Linked DNA regions of Homo sapiens: region 1 is linked to region 2. The links are chromatin loops, found by intact Hi-C in ENCODE. Cell type or tissue: endothelial cell of umbilical vein. All regions are shown on one strand. Region 1 overlaps C19orf81 (chromosome 19 open reading frame 81). Region 2 holds the start of KCNC3 (potassium voltage-gated channel subfamily C member 3).

Evidence for each region. A loop is a pair of places that touch in the nucleus more often than their neighbours do. Peaks named below come from ENCODE experiments on the same cell type or tissue, not always from the same donor. Only the 100,000 strongest peaks of a DNase experiment are listed, where the experiment ranks them.
Region 1: a loop joins it to region 2, with 6 times the contacts of the local background. A loop is called at or near these places in 2 of 110 quality-filtered maps.

Annotation. Positions count from the first base shown.
Region 1 is chr19:50,656,730-50,659,229 of GRCh38, reverse strand. It overlaps C19orf81 (chromosome 19 open reading frame 81), which reads right to left. Exons shown (of 5, transcript NM_001195076.2): 4 at 1,102-1,241; 5 at 1-283. The coding sequence ends at 88. It also overlaps a transcript of SYT3 not described here. Among named protein-coding and RNA genes, the nearest start is that of C19orf81, 8.5 kb to the right of the region's middle. RefSeq lists a silencer at 980-1,069 and an enhancer at 1,290-1,359. In endothelial cell of umbilical vein, no CTCF peak of the experiment used is centred here; DNase peaks (open chromatin) are centred at 89 and 959; H3K4me3 peaks cover 893 bases; H3K27ac peaks cover 1,023 bases.
Region 2 is chr19:50,328,032-50,330,531 of GRCh38, reverse strand. It overlaps KCNC3 (potassium voltage-gated channel subfamily C member 3), which reads left to right and starts at 1,155. Exons shown (of 5, transcript NM_004977.3): 1 at 1,155-2,319. The coding sequence starts at 1,450. LOC105372437 (a long non-coding RNA gene) reads right to left here and starts at 912. Exons shown (of 4, transcript XR_007067299.1): 1 at 737-912. RefSeq lists silencers at 1-27, 905-964, 1,045-1,594, 2,203-2,292 and an enhancer at 1,146-1,440. In endothelial cell of umbilical vein, no CTCF peak of the experiment used is centred here; a DNase peak (open chromatin) is centred at 1,191; H3K4me3 peaks cover 377 bases; H3K27me3 peaks cover 66 bases.

The DNA of each region.
Region 1 (2,500 bases), 330 kb before region 2:
GGCAACGCCCCCTGTCCTCCGGGGCTCCGGGTGGGTGGCCCCAGCCCGCGGGGCGGTGCGCAAGCGCTGCCGGGGCCCGCCCGGGCGTCAGGCCTCCTCGTTCGGCTCCGCCCCCAGGGCCTCGAGCATGCGCCGCCGGACCAGGGAGCGGCGCAGGTGCAGGCGGTAGTCGCCCAGCAGGAGGTCGTCGTGGCGCACGATCTGGTGCGCAAGCCCGCGGGGACTGAGCCCGGAGCGCAGCAAGCGCGAGCGCGTCTGGAAGTCCGTGACCGCGATGAGCCACCTGTAAGGGGGGTGGGGACGGAAAAGGAACTCGCAGGTCGTTTCAGCCCTGGCTTTGATCGTCGAAGAGTCCCTGCCTGGTCCCTGGAGTCGTTTACAGGCCCTGGTCCAGCGGACCATCGCTCCGTCCCTAAACTCCCCTCCAGCCCTGCCCTCTCGCCTGGGTCGCTCTAGGCTCCTTACGCTCTCTTAGCCTGGTTCTGCGTCCTAATCACTGTCTGTCGAGGCTCCATCTCAAACCGCCCAAAGGCCCGACCCTCCACTGGCGACTGCAGGCTGCGCTCTACCCTAGGCACTCCAGGCCTGTCCCCACCCTATCACCCCTGGCCCCACACCTACTATGTGCTCAGTCTCTTCCACCCCCTCACAGCTGCCTTTCCAGGCTCAGACCTCTATCCCGGTCACTACTGGGTCACTCAAACTCGGGCCCCTACTCACTCGAGATCCCTCCTTCTCTCTGATCTCACCGGACCTTACCTCCAACCGCGCTCACTCTTGGCCCCGCCCCTCAGTGGCTCTGCACCAATCTCGCTCTTATCTAGTCCCTCCTGGCCCCGCCCCCCCAAGCTGTCACTCCACTGTCGCCCCGCCTCACAACACCCTTACACCAACCACGCTCTTATCTAGTGGCTCCGGGGCCCGCCCCTCAGCACCCTTACACCAACCACGCTCTTATCTAGTCGCCCCGGGCCCCGCCCATTCATGCTTTCACTCTTGGCCACGTCCCTCAGCGCTCTAAAACCAACCACGCTCTTACCCGGTCGCCCCGGGCCCCGCCCCTCCCGCTCGCTCCAGGCCCCGCCCCCGCCGCTTACTCACCGGTTCCGGCGCCCAGCAGTCCCACAGATGACGTTCATGTTCTCAAAGCGGATGCTGCTCACGCGCCCGCTCTCCATGGCCCCTGGTAACTGGGCCTCCAGGGCTTGCAGCACCTCCAGGTGGGTAAAATCCTCCTCGGGCTGCGGGTGTCGGAGAGAGAACCTCAGCCCGTGGCCTCCTGGTTCATTTTGGGTTCAGAAGTCACCACCCTAGACCCCACCTGCAGAACCTGCCACAGAGTTCCAGGTGGCATTTGAGGGGCAAGGATCGCTCTTAATCCCAGGGTACTGTCGCTATGGTCAAAGGAGACGACAGATTATCTCTCAGATGGGAAAGCATCTACTATCACTCTAGGTCATTCTCCAAAAAAATCAATTCTCACCAAGCCAATTTGCCCCAAAGTCAATGAACAGTTGGCTGAATGATTCACCAACTTAGCCAACTTTACGAATCTACCAAAAACTTTCCCAGCAATTTGCAATGGATGCGCCTGAAAGTTCTTGAAAATTTCTGCCAGGATTTAAGTTACACACCTTTCCTTTTATATTCGTATTAGCATTTTAAGAATGTTCAGTAGTCAAAAGATAAGGGTCATAGGGGTTTTGATGTCTTGTCAATCTATTTAACATTCAGAAACGTGGACTGATCACTAAACACAGTTGCATCACGTGATTAGCATGTCAAGGGTGATAACAGTTGTCATAGCACATAAAATTGCTGAGGAACTAAAATGAAATGAAAATTTTCACGATTTCACTGAAAAATGATGTCACTTCCAGAAAGTCATTCCTTGACTGGGGTGAGAGGGGAGGCTGGAGAGTCCCTTGCTCAAAGCCACAAAGAAGTGGAGTGATGGGGTGGAGACTGATCCCTAAAACGAGGACAGCAATCCCTGTATGCAGGGTGGAGAGTTACACGGATTAGCTGAGAGGGTACCTTGGAGGCCTGTGCCTGGCACACAGTAAGCACCTATTGACATCAGCTCTTCTCAGTCAATTGTTGAGTGCCTGGGACTCTCATATATACCTCTTCTGATTGAAGGCAGGGAGGACCAGTTTACTGAATCTGTCAAAAACATGACCTCTTTCTTTCCCTCCCTCCCTTCCTTCCTTTCCTTTCCTTTCCCTCCCTCCCTTCCTTCCTTCCTTCTTTCTTTCTTTCTTCCTTCCTTTTTTTTTTGACAGAGTCTCACTTTGTCACCCAGGCTGGAGTGCAGTGGCACGATCTCGGCTCACTGCAACCTCCACCTCCCAGGTTCAAGCGATTCTCCTGCCTCAGCCTCCCCAGTAGCTGGGATTCCAGCCACCTGCCACCACGCCTGCCTAATGTTTGTATTTTTAATAGAGACGGGGTTTCACCATGTTAGCCAGGCTAGTCTCAAACTCCTGACCTCTAGTGA
Region 2 (2,500 bases):
GCAGTGCCCTCTCCCAGGTCTTCTGATCCCGAAGACTCCCCGTTCCAGGTCCCTCCCCTCCATCCAGCCCAGTAGCTTTGTACTCTTTGTAGTCTCATTGTTCCCCTGGGATCCACCTCTCCCGTTCCTCTACCCTCCCTTAGCCCTGCCCTGCCCTCGCCTACCCTGGTTGCTTTCAAGACCCTCAAGCCCCGCTCCTTCCTTAGTCTCTCTTTCCTACCGCCCATTCAAGACGTTTTCTTTTTCTTTTATTTATTTATTTTTTGACACAGAGTCTCGCTCTGTCGCCCAGGCTGGAGTGGAGTGGTGCGATCTCGACTCATTGCAACCTCTACTTCCCAGGTTCAAGCGATTCTCCTGCCTCAACCTCCCGACTAGCTGGGACTACAGGCACCCACAACCACGCCCGACTAATTTTTGTATTTTTAGTAGAGGCGGGGCTTCACCATTTTGGCCGGGCTGGTCTCGAACTCCTGACCTCAAATGATCCACCCACCTCAGCCTCGCAAAGTGCTGGCGTTACAGGCGTGAGCCACTGCGCCCTGCCTCAAGACGTTTTCTATTTGTCGACCCCACTCACCTTCCTCAGTACCACTCATCCATCCGGACACTCATTCTCCGGGCCCAGCCCCGACTAACCAGGCCCGCCTTGGAGCCTCAGCCCCGCTCCCTCCCTTAGGCCTATCCAGACCCTCTCGGGTTTCCAGGACTCTCTCAAGTTTCAACACCTTCTCACCGAGTCTAAGTCTTTGTTCTTCCCGTGTCCTCTTTCAGTCCAGCCTGTCCCCCTTGCGCGGGAAAGTCCTCCATCTCTAGTTCCCGCCCCATGCAGTCTCATCTGGACCGTTTCTACTTTCTGCGGCCCTGTCTCTTCCAAGCAATGCTCCTCCCCACCAGGTCCTGCCTAGCGGTGTTTTAGGTGAGGGCGTGCGATCTGTTTTGTTTCTCTCCGCCCCTTTCTCAGCCCAATCAGGACGGCCTCTCTCATGGTGGCCCCGCCCCTCCAGGCCAGTCGGGCGTCTTTAAATAGCTTGGATGTGTCCCCTCCTCCCTCTACCCCGCCCGCACTTTTTTCAGTTCAGTAAGGTCTCTCTCTATCGTATCTAGCCCCGCCTTCCCCTGGCTACCAGTGCTGCCGAACACAATTAGTAGTAACCGGTCCCGCCTCCCTTGACGCCCCGCCCCGCCCCTCCTCCCTGCTCTCTTAGAAAGAGCCAATCGCTCCGTCTCATTGGCGGCCCCGACTCGTCCAGCTGGGTCGCGTTAGAGTGCCCGCCCCACTCCTCCCAGCCACAGCCCCGCCCCACCTCCCCCAGGCCAATCAGTTTGGTTCCTCTCCCCTAAGCCACGCCCCCGCTACCTCGCTCCTCCTCCCACCCAATCCCGTCGGTCTCTCCCCCCGTGTCCCCGCCCCTGCGTCCCCGCCCCTCCCGCCCCGCCCCCCGTCCAATGCTGAGCTCAGTCTGCGTCTCGTCCTTCCGCGGGCGCCAGGGGGCCAGCAAGCAGCAGCCGGCGCCACCGCCGCAGCCGCCCGAGTCCCCGCCGCCGCCACCGCTGCCGCCGCAGCAGCAGCAGCCTGCGCAGCCCGGCCCCGCCGCGTCCCCGGCGGGCCCCCCGGCACCCCGCGGGCCCGGGGACCGGCGCGCCGAGCCATGCCCCGGGCTGCCGGCGGCGGCCATGGGGCGGCACGGCGGCGGCGGTGGCGACAGCGGCAAGATCGTGATCAACGTGGGCGGCGTGCGCCATGAGACGTACCGCTCGACGCTGCGCACCCTGCCGGGGACGCGGCTGGCCGGCCTGACGGAGCCCGAGGCGGCGGCACGCTTCGACTACGACCCGGGCGCCGACGAGTTCTTCTTTGACCGGCACCCGGGAGTCTTCGCGTACGTGCTCAACTACTACCGCACCGGCAAGCTGCACTGCCCAGCCGACGTGTGCGGGCCCCTGTTTGAGGAGGAGCTCGGCTTCTGGGGCATCGACGAGACCGACGTGGAGGCCTGCTGCTGGATGACCTACCGGCAGCATCGCGACGCTGAGGAGGCGCTCGACTCCTTCGAGGCGCCCGACCCCGCGGGCGCCGCCAACGCCGCCAACGCCGCAGGCGCCCACGACGGAGGCCTGGACGACGAGGCGGGCGCGGGCGGCGGCGGCCTGGACGGAGCGGGCGGCGAGCTCAAGCGCCTCTGCTTCCAGGACGCGGGCGGCGGCGCCGGGGGGCCGCCAGGGGGCGCGGGCGGCGCGGGCGGCACATGGTGGCGCCGCTGGCAGCCCCGCGTGTGGGCGCTCTTCGAGGACCCCTACTCGTCGCGGGCTGCCAGGGTGAGCGCGCTCTCGGGGCCCCCATCCACCCCACCCCCGCCTCTCCAGGCGCCCCCAGTCTCCCAGGAGCGCCCCAGCTCCAACCCTCCGGGTCCCTCTAGGCTTCTCAGTCTCCTAGAAGCCTCTTCCCCAATCCTGAGTCTCCTGGGCTCCTCCGAACACACCCCCCTCTCGCAGCCAT